2 separate regions of the Homo sapiens genome follow, and region 1 is linked to region 2. The links are chromatin contacts, found by Hi-C or POLR2A ChIA-PET in ENCODE. All regions are on one chromosome and are shown on one strand. Each heading gives the region's core, a stretch centred on a gene start or an enhancer-like site at or near the end of the contact. The rest is flanking DNA. Distances are from core to core; before and after follow the strand shown.

Region 1 (7,612 bases), core at 3,828-6,327, 79 kb after region 2:
CAGTTAAAGAGATGCCTTTTAAATAAGAATGCAGAGCAGGGCAGTTGAGAGCAGAGATGAAGGAAGAAAAGTGGACACAACTCACAGTGTTTCCCAATTATGGCTGTGCACAGAGTCATCTAGATGGGGGTGATGGGGGTAATAAACACAGCAGTCCCCCCTGCCCCCGCCATTCTGATTTCATTAGTTTGGGTGGAGCACTGCATGGGTTTTATTAAAGCTCCTTAGCTGACTTAAAGCAGCCATAGTTGAGATCCAATGATGAGAGAGCATGAAATGCTTGGAGTCTGATGGCTGCCGCAGGCAAACACCTCCTGTGCCCTGGCTTCAGTTTGCCCAGCTTTGGGCAGGTGGTCCCGGTGTTGGGCAGCATTAGCAGATCCAGACCTGCACCTGGCAGGTGTGGGAAGCCCGTGGATGACTAGCTTCCAGTTTCAGCATCTTGAAGGACTTAGAAGCAAGTCAGCCTCTCCAGATCTTGGATCTGATGACTTCGTTACATCTTCCAGTGTCACATGGGGCTCCCGTACACAACTTCCCAGCAAACCTGGGATGCAGGAGCCCTTGGGCTCTGGTGCCAATGGATTTCCAGTACTCTCTAGGGAAAATTTATGAACGGAATTATCCTCCCCTCCAATTTGTATGTTGAAATTTTAACTCTCAACATGATGGTTTGAGGAGGTGGAGCCTTTGGGAGGTAATTAGGTCATGAGGATGGAGCTCTCCTGAGTGAGATTAATGTCCTTATAAAAGAGACCCCATAGAGCTCTCTTGTTCTCTTTCCACCATGTGAGGATATAAGAAGGCAGCAGTCTGCAACCCAGAGAGGGCCTCTGCCAGAACTCAACCATGCTGGCATCCTGATCTCAGACTTCCAGCCTCCAGAGCCGCGAGAAATAAATTTCTGTTGTTTATAAGCCACCCAGCCTATGTTACTTTGTTATAGAAGCCTGACCTAAAGTAGGAAGCATTTCCTAAACACACTTGATGAGAAGAATTTCCTGGGGTGCTTGTTAAATGTGAATATTCCTAGACCCTTTCCCTGGAGATTCTGATTCATGAGTTCTGGGGTGGGGAACTGTAGTCAGTGTATTAACAAGTCTTACAGTCAAGCAAGTTTAGGAAATTTAGAATGCATCAGATTTAGTTGAGGAGGTTATAAGAGGTGCAGATTTCCGAAGGCCACCTAGAATCAGATGCAGCTGGCCTAGGCTGAGGCCTAGGAATCTTCATTCTCAACAATTCCCCTGTAGTCTTCAGGTAGATCTGATGTGGGTGGTTCTCATGTTCGCTTTTACCAATGTGGCCTTGAAGAGAACTGCTGTTTATTAAGGGCTTACTAGCAGCCTGATCCAATCCAAGATGTTCTAAACCTCTGAGTGCACTTGCTGTCTGTTTGAATCTTCTGCCCTCCCAAGCATATCCAGGGCTCCTGACACTCTTTGATGCCCAGCTGGGGTTGGGGACTCTGACAACCATGTTCACAGCTTCTCCTGTCTTCCTGTCTTTACACATTGCCAAGGTCCCTGCAGTGCTTGTGACCAAACCTGCCAACATCATGTATCTCTGCTTTCCAGACAGTTGAGGCAAAAAGGAAATTATGTGGGTATATAGATCTAGTTTGGAAAATGATAGCATGTAGATTCTCTAGAAGTAAGCTCTGTTCCCCTCTAATATTAAATTCAAAGAGTAAATTCATCACATGGATTCATGTTTTTTAAGTTATTTATTTTTAGAGATGGGGTCTTGCTGTGTTGCCCAGGCTGATGTTGAACTCTGGCCTCCAGTGATCCTTCCCTCTCATCCTTCCAAGTACCTGGGATTATAGGCGTGAGCTACCCCACTTAGCTGGATTTGTTTTTTAAAGGACAATGGTAATATAATGCCTTCAAGACTGGTTTTCCAGAAGATGCAGAAACATATATAATGGGTTTTGTACATCAATCCTTGATAAAGGGTGGTAGTATAATAGTGCAGCTCAAGAAATCATACAGTTAACATACATGAGGCCACACATACCAGCTAACCCAATTCTAAATGGACTTAAAGGAATTTATTGGCTCAAGAAATTGAAAAGGTCAACATTCTAGGAAGCCTCAGAGTGCTTTGATCAGCTCCCCAGCTCTGTTTCTTTGAGATTATTTTTCCTTTGCCTTCTTTTGGTGGTTGGTTTCATCCTCAGTTTGGATTCTCTCAGAGCGGGAAGTGGCTGCAGCAGCTCCAGGCTTTTTATGGGCAAACCATGCCTTCCTAGAGGAAGAGAGAATTGCTTTTCCCTCAACCACTAAACAAAATCCTGGACATCCCTAGGATTAATTTAGCATGGGTTACACGCCCCTTCCCGAACCAATAATTAAACTGACCAGCACAGGACCATTGGGATCCACCCTGCAGATGGGACACCAAGATACCCGATCTCCATGATTGAAAGTGATGGGATGGGAGGGAGGCTTTGGGAAAATTGACAAGGTCCATTACAAAAGCAATATATTTTATTCTATGACATAAATAAGACATTCTATTCCAGATGTATTGCTTTCTAGTTTACTACTTTAATAGAGGATGAGGAGGGATATCTTTGAGTGGGGTCAAAATTATCTCCCTAAACAGTTGAACTAACAGTAGGCTTAAGCCTAACATTTTATGCCACTTAGCATGTCCAGTCAGTCAATTACAACAGAATGACTGATTGAACCAATTGTGTATAGAGCTTGCCTTCCTGACTCTTTCGGGCCTCACGATAGTTGCTATTATCTATTAATATTATGCTAGTTATTCTCCACAATTTATTCTATTGACCTCTGACAAGGTAGATACATCGACTGAGGAAGTACAGGCGTCTCACAGGAGTTAAGTAACTTGCCTACAGTGACACAGCTAGGGAAAGGCTGAGCAAGCCTGGACTGGGACCCAGGTGCTCCTGCTTCCAAGAAAAAGATGCCCATCCTCTTCCCTCTTTGTGCAGGTGCTGCCTCTTAGGGAGCTGTGAAACAGGATTCAGGAAGAATACTAATCCTGAGTACCACCTAATCTCTTATTTCCTTGTTTCTGAAGCAGAAATGAGAAAACCCACCAGTTTCTTAGAGATTCAACAAATGGCGAGTGATATTTAAACATCTACAATTAAGAAATATTTCTATAGCAATAATAAAAATATTAAAATGTTGAGCAGCACCAAACTTAACAGCCAAAGTCTCGGAGACCAGGGAGGGTATCTCTAGAGCTATAGAAGGCACTGTTGATGGGCTATCTCTCCACATCATCTTCAGAGGACAAAGATACAGAAGCATCACCCACTGATGAGGTATGAATACAACTTTATGTAACTTTTTTAAACTTAGGGAGTGGGCAACACTGACTAAAGAAATGGTCAAGAAATAATAGCAGCTAACAGGTTTATATAATTAGCAAAAGCAAGGGTGCTAGTTATACACTAACAAGTTTAATGTGAAACCCTAGGGTTTCACATTAAGAGAATCCCACTGAACTGCCCCCTTTCAGTAGAAAAATCTTGCCTGCTGAGTGGTCATAACTTCTCTTCCAGGGGAATCTGTCCTCACTCTTTACCCCTCATCTTTACATTTCCTAGATCATGGTCTAGAAAATGTGATGAGGCAATTTAACCTAATGGATTTGCAACTAATAATATTAATGGCTTTCAGTAGAGTGATTGGTGGGTGGGGGAAAGCCTAATTCTCATCATCTTTTGAATGTGATATCTGCTTTGAGATAACTTCAGAGTTTTAAAAAAAGCCTGCTTTATTTGTTTATTGAAGACTTTCCTTGTCAAAAGCTTCTCTACTCAATGAATATAATATTTTGGGGGAAGTGGGAGAGAAATGAGATGTTATTCTGGCCTTTCAGTTTTCCAGAATACCTGGCATAGTTAAGGAAGAATGAGAGGAAGGGCTTCAGAACATCCGGGCACCTTCCAGAGATGGGAACCAAACTGTAGGTGGGCTGAGTGACTACTAATTGCCACAAGGCTAGAGAGAAGAGGCACTTTCAGCCTTCTTCAATAAGTTATCTAATCTGTGAAATATTTTCCCAGCAACCACAAGACTGATAAAGTAAATTAGTTAATATGTTGTCATTAGGCTGAGACATGGGACAGCCAGGAAGGTGGGGATAGGGCAGAGTGCAGAGGTAACGCGCTTTCAATGAGCTGATCGAAAAGAGCCTGGATTTCAGAACGTTGAATCCTAGGAGCTGGATTGGCTGAGAGTGGAGGGGTCGTATCTGTGGACCTGGTGCAAATGTGAAGACACAGCATCAACATACTTAGATGACTTCATGTCATATGTCTGTTGTTTAATTTTTCTGAAGTAAAAGTGTTGCACTTAAACTTGAAGACAGTAGGGGCCAAATTGGCTGGAACTTGCAGGGCTTCAAAGGATAATGTTAAGAACTTGGCATTATTTGAAAATGCTTACAAAGGCCCTAGGGCTTTTTTAGGACATTAAAAAAACCCGTAAAACAAAAACAAAGGCCAACTTTAACATATATATGTTAAACATATATATTAAGCATATGTATATTAAACATATATAGTTATATAATATGTATGTATTATCTATGTTAAACATATATGTTAAGCATATACAATACATATATATGTATTATATAATACTTTAACATGTCAAGCATATATAATGTATAATATGTATTATACATTATATATGTTAAAAGTTGGCCTTTGTTTTTGTTTTATGGTTTTTTAATATATATGTTTATGGTGTGTATATATATGTTTATGTATATATATGTTTATGTATATATATGTTTATGTACATATAATGTATATATATGTTTATGTTTTTATATACATATATGTGAATTGTTAATTTGGCCTGAGATGCAGATATTGTTAAGCTTCAAAAGAACAACCAAACCCCAAGCTAAGTTCCTTAGGTCTTTCATTTTCCCTAGAAAAAAAAGGCACAGTCTTCAGTTTAGGACTGGGAATATTCACCTCACCCTTCGGATTAAGCTGGAGTCAGCCAGAAAGGAAAGGTGTGACTCAGTGATTTGGTGACTCAAAGAGAAGTTGTGCTTGCCATCTGGCGCTCCGAGGGGAGGTGAGGCCTCTGTCCACACCCTGCTCGTCACTGGCCACTCCTCAGCCACAGCCTCTTGTCCACTCAGACAGGCTCTCAGACTGTGCTTCATGTCCATGCCAAAGCATGGCTTGTGACATTTTATCTTCTGACATTTGATTTTGTCCCTTGTGAAGGGGATAGGTATGATTTTGAAGAATTAGTTTCACCATTCCCAGTTGCCTTTTTGGAGTGGAAAGAATTGAAAGTACAGACAGTCTGGTACTATTAACTTGAAGACACGACTTAGGCTCAGAAAGATTTGGCTTAATTCATGGCTTATTAGCTGTGTGACCTCAGGCAAACCACTTAACGTCTCTGTGTCACAGGTCCCTGTGTATAAAATTAGAGGTTTGCACCAGACGGATTCTAAGTTCCCCTCTGGCTCTAAAGATCCCGAGCCAAACCCAACAGGAGATATATTTTATTTTTATTTATTTATTTAGTTTGAGATGGAGTTTCGCTCTTGTTGCTCAGGCTGGAGTGCAATGGCATGATCTCGGCTCACTGCAACCTCTGCCTCCTGGGTTCAAGTGCTTCTCCTGCCTCAGTCTCCTGAGTAGCTGGGACTACAGACACGTACCACCTGGCTAATTTTTGTATTTTTGGTAGAGATGGGGTTTTGCCATGTTGTCCAGCTGGTCTCGAACTCCTGACCTCAGGGGATCTGCCTGCCGCGGCCTCCCAAAGTGCTGGGATTACAGGCATGAGCCACCATGCCTGGCCCCATAGGAGATACATTTTAGACCAACGGAGTCCTGCCCATTCCTGCCTTAATGGAAGACCCAGTTTTGCATCCTTAAGAGTAGCGAACAGTACCTGTGCAGGAGACAAAGGCTGGGGAAGGAAGGGATTCTAGTCTTCACTCTTGAAGAACATGAGGAACTTGTTAGAAAAGATGAGTTTTATACACCTTAATTTTTCTGGATTCCCAGGAACACTACATTTTTGACTGATCTTTGTACCTTCACTTTTTTTCACAGAATCAATAACCTTGTCCCTCTCCCTCTAGCAATCCCACATAGAAATCCACTCCTAAAAGCTCACACATGGAGTGATTTCTAATCTCATTTCCTATATACTAAGTCTCATTTTTCAAATACACCCTCCCAAATCCCTTTGGTTCCTCTCTGGCCCCTCGACCAACATTGTAATGGTTGGAAGTCACAGACAAGCCTATTTTCTCTCTTCCATTCCTATGATCAGCCTCCCAACTACTCACTCGGTGATTAAAAGCGAGTTAAAATTTGGATCTAAGAATCAGCTAACATTGCTTGAACATGTATGCACTTCTAATTACACACGTTTTGCTTTTTATTTGGCCTTGATTGACTGACACCTGAATCATTTCGCTTCCCAGGGATCTCTGTCTTCCCTGCCCAAGTAGGGAATGCAACCACATTTATATGAGCTTTAGATGCCTCTACATAAACTCGGGTTTCTATATGGGATGCAGTGTTTGGAGAAGTTAAAGGCCATCTCAGTTGTCGTCGTCGGGTTGTTGTTGTTTTTAATGTAAATCATCCATAGAACCTTGAGAGCAATTTCAGATACCGTACAGTTTCACCAAGTCCTTACCAGTATTTGTGTCTATGTGGGACACTGTGCTCCAGGAGCATTTGTTCTGAATGACTGGGATTTCTGAAAGCAGATGCCATTGTAAAAATGTGGCTCAGGATAGCTCTACTTATTTATCAATGCTTTCATGCAAAACAAATAAATCAGTTAAAGACAGCATGCTTTGGGCTTCTGATTAGATCACAGAAGTATAAATATCACAGGACTTTTATGTGTTTGCATGATGTGAACCAGCAAAGTTCTTTCCTCTGATCCTTCATTTTTAATGTAAGCCTGTTTAGAGAGGCATGCTATTTCTCGCCACTGTTCTTGCTCAATATACTGCTCTCTGGTTTGCATTATTTGAATAAGTAGGAGGTTTACAGATCAAATAAAAATAAAAATAAAAAACCCCATCAACCTTTGACAATTCTGCTCTTCATCGTTGACGGCAAGGAATGCCTGTTTTCAACCGGGCTTCAGGAATGGGTAGTGTGGAGGAATTTTTCGGACAGTATAAACTCAGCCCACCAGCTTCCCTTTCCAGGATTCAGACCACTTCACAGTCTAGCAAGCTCTTCTTTAATAATGGAAGTGTGAGACTCCCAGGTCGGATTTAAGCATTTAAAAAATATAATGGTTTGCATACTGTGCAGTGATTTGTAAAATGTGAATGCCTACAAAAGCCGTGGTTACCCAGCATAACATTATCTTATTTTTAGTTATACAACCAGTAAAACAGCTGGAGGTCTAAAATCATGGCCTAGCACTAAATGCATTACTACATTTTATCCATGCAGTAAGGGCCTGTCCTTTTTGCTAGACGATAGGAGAAAGTGGAGTGATTACTGGCAAATTAACACTTCCAATTTTAATAGGGAAGCAAGGCCTACATAAAAGCATCGGAATTAGAATCTATGCCAGTTAGCTATTGTACCACATATAATATGCGCCAAGAT
Region 2 (6,957 bases), core at 777-3,276:
AAAATAGACTAATTAGATCAAACAAGCAGCTTGTCCCTTTGATGTCCCCCCCTCTCCGCCCCCACTCCTCATATATGCAAATAGGTTGCAGAAAGGGAGAGAGCCAAGAGCCAAAACACAACTCCAGGTATGCTTGGCTCTCCCTAATCAGGAGACAATAAGAGCGTTCTTCAATTTTATTGTTGTTATGATTCAAAATGAACTAAAGAATGCAGGGGCTGGCGAGGGAGACTGAATTCTCTGGAGTTAACAGAATAGGGCACCAGTGAGGGGGTGGACAGGTGAAGGTAACACTAGAAGGGTAAATAACTTGGGAAATAAATCTAAAAAGTTAAGTTTCATCATCGTTCTCCTTCACACTCACTATGACCTTCCCATCCAATGATAAATCTCTTCTCAGAGGTATTTCTCTCCTGGAGGCACACATGGAGTCACGGGCCGAGCTTAGGATGAGCACCACGATCCCTCCTCTCACAGGGCACATGGCCATGCGAGGGAAGCAGGCAGGCACAAAAGTAATTTCAACAGCCTGTGACGTGTGCTATGACACAGGCAGCATAGGCTTTGACGGGAGTGCAGAAAAGACGCATCTCACAGGTGTCAGGAACAGGTGTCTGGGGATGGGGGGTGAGTGGTCAGGGGAGACTGAGTTCTCAGCAGAGGTGATATCTAGTTAAACCTAAAGGACAAGTGGGGTTTGGGGAGATCGGCAGGTGGGAGCATTGTGGACTTGTAAACAGTGTCTTACACAAGGAAAAGTTTATATCCGGTGCTACATGGACTATATCTGCTATCAGGACATATCAAGAATAGTATTAAGTATATGAGGCTTGCAAAATTAATCAATATATAAAATCAGCAACTAGGAGTCATCTGACAGTTCCAAAGCATCTGCTTGAGTCCTGAAGATTTCATAGAGCAAGCGCCATGCTTTTTCCTGTCACTGTGCTGACCCTGTGCCAACGCCTACGCAGACCGAATGTGATCAAACAAGATCTTCCAAATAGATTGATCTCACCTTGAAATTCTTCACATGCAATGCAGGTTACACAGGCGGCCTCTGCCTGCCTCCTTCCAGTTGACCCTCTGATCATTTCTATTAGGCAAACCCAGCTGCTTTGACTCAGGCCAGTGGTGGCCCTGGGCCCCTTCCTAGCAATCCTAGAGGTTATTTGCACCAGACACATTTCCAACGGGTCACCTGCCGAAATACCTTTCAGTAAGATAAACTGCACATTAAATAGATATGTCCGGCCAGGTGGGTGGCTCACGCCTGTAATCCCAGCACTTTGGGAGGCGAAGGTGGGGGGATCACCTGAGGTCGAGAGTTCGAGACCAGCCTGACCAAATTGGAGAAACCCCGTCTCCACTAAAAACACACAAAAAATTAGCTGGGCATGGTGGCGTATGCCTGTAATCCTAGCTACTCGGGAGGCTGAGGCAGGAGAATCCCTTGAACCCGGGAGGCAGAGGTTGCGGTGAGCTGCGATTGCGCCATTGCACTTCAGCCTGGGCAACAAGAGCAAAACTCAGTCAAAAAAAAAAAAAAAAAAGATATTTCCTCCTGCCCTGCCTTGATGTGGATTTGGTAGAATAAAATGCAGAAGCTGTGCTTTCTTCCCTCCTTCTTCTGGTGACATTCTTTGTTGTTGCCTCCATAAAAGGTCACCATTGAAAGGACTGAAGAATATGAAAAATGATGTCCTAATCTCTCTCTTGGAAGCACTATAGTCTTAATTTGATGAAAGACAACGAGGAGGAACACAGAAAAGAGGGAGGAACAGGAACCAGAGCAACAGGGCTCTGAATTTAGAAACCTGGCCGTGCTCTTTGGGTCTGACTTGGCCCGAGAATGCAAGCATCAGATAAAAATAACAAGTCACACAGTAGAGGACGGATCTCCGGCTTCTCCTGCGCCCGGGGCCGCACATGCCCAGTGCGTGCCTCTTTGGTCGAGAGGCGCAGAGCAGCCTTCCCAGCAGAAGGCTGGAGTGAGAGAGGGCCTGTGTTTGATGTATGAGCTTTGGCTTGCCGTCGTGAGTCACCCCAGAACTAGCTGCAGGCAAAACAAAAATCTTTTGTGATTAATTAGAAAAACTGGACAATTATGAATTGACTGCACACAGCCAGGGTATGGTAATATAAATAGTAATGACTCCAGCGGAGCCTGATGAGCTCTAGTGTTTATGTGAGATCACTGGAGAAAGGCACATTTTTAACGTGGAATCTGCTGAAATAGGATGATTTCTGATCTCTGATAATTTGAAGATCTTGACCAGGATTCCAGGGGATACCTTCCAGAGGGGTCTAGTTGCCTTTTCCCACCACCCCTCCAAACGTGAGTCTCTGTGCCAAATGGACTATTCTTTCTTTTTTTTAAAAAAATTGAACTCAAACATCCTTTTCAGCAGTTCTGTGAAATTGCTTACATCTTTTGCTAACCCCACTGCCAGGGCATGGAGCTGTTTGCCCTTTTGGGGCATTTGCCTCCACTGTGACACTCTCAGAGGACTTGAACACAAATACCATTTTTATTTGGAGGCACTTGTTGGTTTTTATGTTCAAGGGAAGAAGGAACCACTACGAGTGAGCTGTTTAACCCGGGAAAGGAAAGATCAGCATATTGTAGTGAGTTATTGGATTGATGATTTATTCTGCTTAGGGAGGGTGAAGTAGAAAGATCTCCACAACACACAGTCGAACAAAGCTTTTAAAAACCTTTGGGTGTTAACGCTATATTTCTTGGCATGATTTAATTATGCCACCCAACCTCCCCACCCCATGAGCACATCTTACATAGTGGAACTAGGGAATGATTATTTTTCAAGGAAGTTTACAAAGAAAAATAATTAAACCCTGACAGTGCCTGCAAATGTCAAAATACAGATTTCCTCCAGTGATCATTTCTTTAACCACTGGGGTAAGCAAGTTATCCTTTGTCCTGGGGCAACATTGTGTAGCCAGCAATGGTCACAGACCCAAGAGTCACAAAAGAAAAAAATGTGATCTCGCTGATGCCTCCCCAAGCATCTACTCTGCTTCCATAAAACACCTTTCAAGACCTTTGAAATTTGGTTTCTGCCAGGCAATTAACTCATCTTAACGTGCATTCTACATATCCAAGTGCCTTTTCTGGCCCTCTGTTTGCACTTGCCGGCATCCACATTGTTTTCTATTATTATTCAAGCAGCGCCGCCTCAGTAGTAAACCCATTGACCATTCAATCAGAGCAGTGGCTGCTGTGGATAATTAAAAGTTCCCAACCTCTTACCCCAAGGCCAGGCTAGAGCCAGTCAGAGAGGAGCCAGGTCCCAGCTGCTCAGGGACCAATCGATCAGCTGATTAACCCTTCTTACTGATTGGTTAGAGCTGATTGCATCTCCCGTAAAGAAATCTCTTCTGGCCCTGGGGCACTGGAGGCAACTATACATTCAGGGTGGCTGAGGGAGCGGCTAGCTGCGGCAGTCACTGTCCTCACACAAAGTAAAGGGAGGAAAAGAGAAGAACTCCTAATGCAACATTTTAAAGATTTTATCTCTCCACCACTGTTTTTTCCCCTAGACTGTCTTTATTTCTAGAGAGAGAAGTCTCTGTCTGAGATTCAGGAATGGCAGAAAAGATATTTGGTATGGCAGTTGCTGCTATGTAGCCCGTGAAACGGAGGATTCTTTTTGACAACAGTGTCCCCAAATGTCCCCTTGCAAAATGGCTGACGTCAGAAAGTACACACCCTTCATAAAATGGGTCCCTCTCCTGGAAGATTGCTTGTTGACCAGTCGACTTTGACAAGGTTTGTATTTGCTGGCTCGTAAATATTTATCCTTGGGTCAGCGTAAACAATCTGTTTTCCATTGTGCTGACATTTTGGTGCAGTGAGTAAAATATACTGTATTGTAACAGAGGCATTTAAAAAAATTGCTACCCCGTTGTTGTCTTTGAAGGGAGTAGCTGAGATGCTATCAGACAGGTGTGGTGGCCAGGCCATTATGAGTGGCTCGTCCGGTTTTCTTAAAGACTGATTTCCACGAATTTGGTAGGAGGGTCCAGATAGGGAAACCCCTGTGAAACGTTATCTCTGCTGGTCCCAGGCTTATCATTCAATCTGCAGCAAAGCGGAGAAAAGCTGAATTTTGCAAAGCTGACTTTGCAAATATTATCTTTGCCTCTGTCTTCGAGAAGGCCAAGCTCCCACTGACGTCAAAGGCAGTTGGCCTGTGGGGAATGTGCGGGCTCAGTCAGAGTGCGTGTCCAATGCCTTGGTGGAAAATGCAGCCGGCAGGTTGGAAAACAAATGTTTTCAAAATGCTCATGTTTTGCCCTTATTTTGGGATACTTATTCGTGGAACTGCAAGAACAGAAAATAAGGAGACATTTCCAGGAACTCAAACATTATTTACCCTACAGTGAAACTGATGGCAACAGAGACTGATCTTAGATTCTACCAAGGGTGAATTACATGGGAGTGGCTTTAGTTTAAGGGCCTTCCTCGGAGTGGGGTTTAGGGACTGCACGCTTTGTGAGTTGTTACAGGCACCGTGGGGATGTAGCTGTTTACTTGGAGGGATCTGCTCCGCCACCGAGGCTGAGGGCAAACAAGCAGGTGTGAAACACTCTTGGGAAAGAGCTCTGAGACCCTGAAAAGTATTGTAAGAACACAAAGAATGAGAGTTATGTTTTCATTATTAGATGAACCAAAGTAACCAACAATTATATGACCCTGGACATATTTATTAAAATCTCAAGGGCCTCAGTCTGCTGGTCTTAAAGCAAGTTTATGGGAGTGCACACACAAACACACACACAGATTTTTTTATGGACTTGCAGCTATTTAATTTATTCTTAAACATGTACATTTCTGAAATCAAAGCTAAAATTGTAAAAATCATGTGCAAGCCAGATCTGTAGTTCATTACAGAAAAGGAAAACATTGTCAAACCTAAGGAGGCACTAGATAATAGCATGGGTCCTGTTAATGCAATCACTATTTAGTAATAACTTAACTATATGACACTGTTAAATATAATATAGAAACTAATACATCTGCCTATTCTTGGTCTGCTAGAAGCTTACAGTCTGATTTGTCTTATAAATGTCACGTATTAAAATGTCCATGAGGCCACTTAGAATTTAAAATATTTTGAATAAAGTGTTTCAATGTGAAACTACTTCTCTATACAAGATTTCTGTGCATGAAGAGAAAAGGAATACAATTGGTCTTAGAAATGAGTAAGGTAAGTACTTCTTAATATTTTGAGGCTGTGCTACTCTGGGGACACTGCCTATGGGGTAGCCCTGCCCCATAAGGAGCAATAAAAAATAAGTAAAATAAAATAAAAATTTTGAGGCTGGATAAAATTGACTACACTTGAAAAACTGGGTCCTTTCTGTTTTTATTTTTTTGATTTTTTTGAGACCGAGTTTTGCTCTTGTCGCCCAGGCTGGAGTGCAATGTGATCTTGGCTCACTGCAACCTCCACCTCCCAGGTTCAAATGATTCTCCGGTCTCGGCCTCCAAGCGCCCACCACCACGCCCAGCTAATTTTTTTGTATTTTTAGTAGAGACGGGGTTTCACCATGTTGGCCAGGCTTGTCTCGAACTCCCAACCTCAGGAAAGGGAATATAGTATCCTATACTATCAAAGCAAAATGTAAAACTTTATTTAAAATCAGGGCAGGCTATGACGTGCTTCCTAGTCTTGAGTAGTATGTGGGGTTTCTGAATATGGAAGCCATATCAACAAACAGCGGCGACAGTTCGTGCAAATTGAGCACCAGACTAAAAGCAGGTAGGGTTCCTGGGAAGGAAGCGCTGTAATTCGAAACTCAGATTAGCCATTTTCTCCGCGGTAAAACAGAGACCACAAAGTAAACCTACTCACTCAGCGGACTCCCTGGCTGCGGCAGCTCCCTTTGAAGATACATTTATTTTCTAAAGAAAGCTGGTAAAAACCACTGACTATATTTAGCGTATGAAATGAATGTGATTGATTTTTGTTTCAGTGATTCTGCTTATAGAACATTTCTTTCTTTCTTTCTTTCTTTTTTTTTTTTTTTTTGAGACAGAGTCTCTGTCGCCCAGGCTGGAGTGCAGTGGCGCGATCTCAGCTCACTGCAACTTCCGCCTCCTGGGTTCAAGCGATTCTTCTGCCTCAGCCTACCTAGTAGCTGGGACTACAGGCATGCGCCACCACACCTGGCTAATTTTTTTGGTGTTTTTAGTAGAGACAGGATGTTGGCCAGGCTGGTCTCGAATTCCTGACCTCAAGTGATCCACCTGCCTTGGCCTCCCAAAGTGCTGGGATTACAGGCATAAGCCACCGCACCCAGCCTAGAACATTTTTAAGTATTGCTCAGAAATGTCCCAAAGGTGGGAGTTTTTCAGACACGTGAAACAGAAGTTCAGTTTGTCTTTCCTTACCCTTTTTTTTTTTTTTTTTGGAAAGTTTTCCTAGAGATCATGCAACAATAAACACAACCAAATATTAAAGTTCATTTTTTTTTTCGTTTGAGATAGGATCTCACTCTGTTGCCCAGGCTGGAGTGCAGTGGCATGATCACTGCTTACTGTAGCCTTGACCTCCTGGGCTCAAGTGATCCTCCTACCTCAGCCTCCTGAGTGGCTGGAACCACAGGCACACATCACCACACGCAGCTAATTTTTAAAATTATTTGTAGAGATGAGGTCTTACTATGTTGCCCAGGCTGGTCTTGAATTCTTGGGCTCAAGCGATCCTCCAGTTTCAGCCTCCCAAAGTGCTGGAATTACAGGCATGAGTCACCGCTCCTGGCCTGAAATTTCATTTTGTATGGAAATCTGTGAAACAAAACAAGCGTAGCTTCTCACCTTTCTCAGCGCCCACTTCATGCTCTGATCAATTAATTCAGAGTAATAGAAATGCAAGTGGTTGTTGGAATGCATTTGTTTGGAAACAGTACATCCAACTAAATGATTCCGAT

What was found. A loop is a pair of places that touch in the nucleus more often than their neighbours do. ChIA-PET counts read pairs that join two places held with the same protein, here RNA polymerase II (POLR2A).
Region 1: a loop to region 2 is called in a map of endothelial cell of hepatic sinusoid, with 4 times the contacts of the local background. The contact joins two enhancer-like sites. A Hi-C loop is called at or near these places in 1 of 168 maps with a recorded cell type or tissue (endothelial cell of hepatic sinusoid). POLR2A ChIA-PET finds 5 or more read pairs at or near these places in 1 of 52 experiments (MCF 10A).

The regions. Positions count from the first base shown.
Region 1 is chr6:10,235,301-10,242,912 of GRCh38, reverse strand. No RefSeq gene overlaps it. Among named protein-coding and RNA genes, the nearest start is that of TFAP2A-AS2, 170 kb to the left of the region's middle. Within about 2 kb of position 5,077, at least 3 of the 41 ENCODE cell types and tissues checked have a DNase peak (open chromatin) inside an H3K27ac peak, as active enhancers do.
Region 2 is chr6:10,311,545-10,318,501 of GRCh38, reverse strand. No RefSeq gene overlaps it. Among named protein-coding and RNA genes, the nearest start is that of TFAP2A-AS2, 89 kb to the left of the region's middle. RefSeq lists an enhancer at 2,819-3,540. Within about 2 kb of position 2,026, at least 5 of the 41 ENCODE cell types and tissues checked have a DNase peak (open chromatin) inside an H3K27ac peak, as active enhancers do.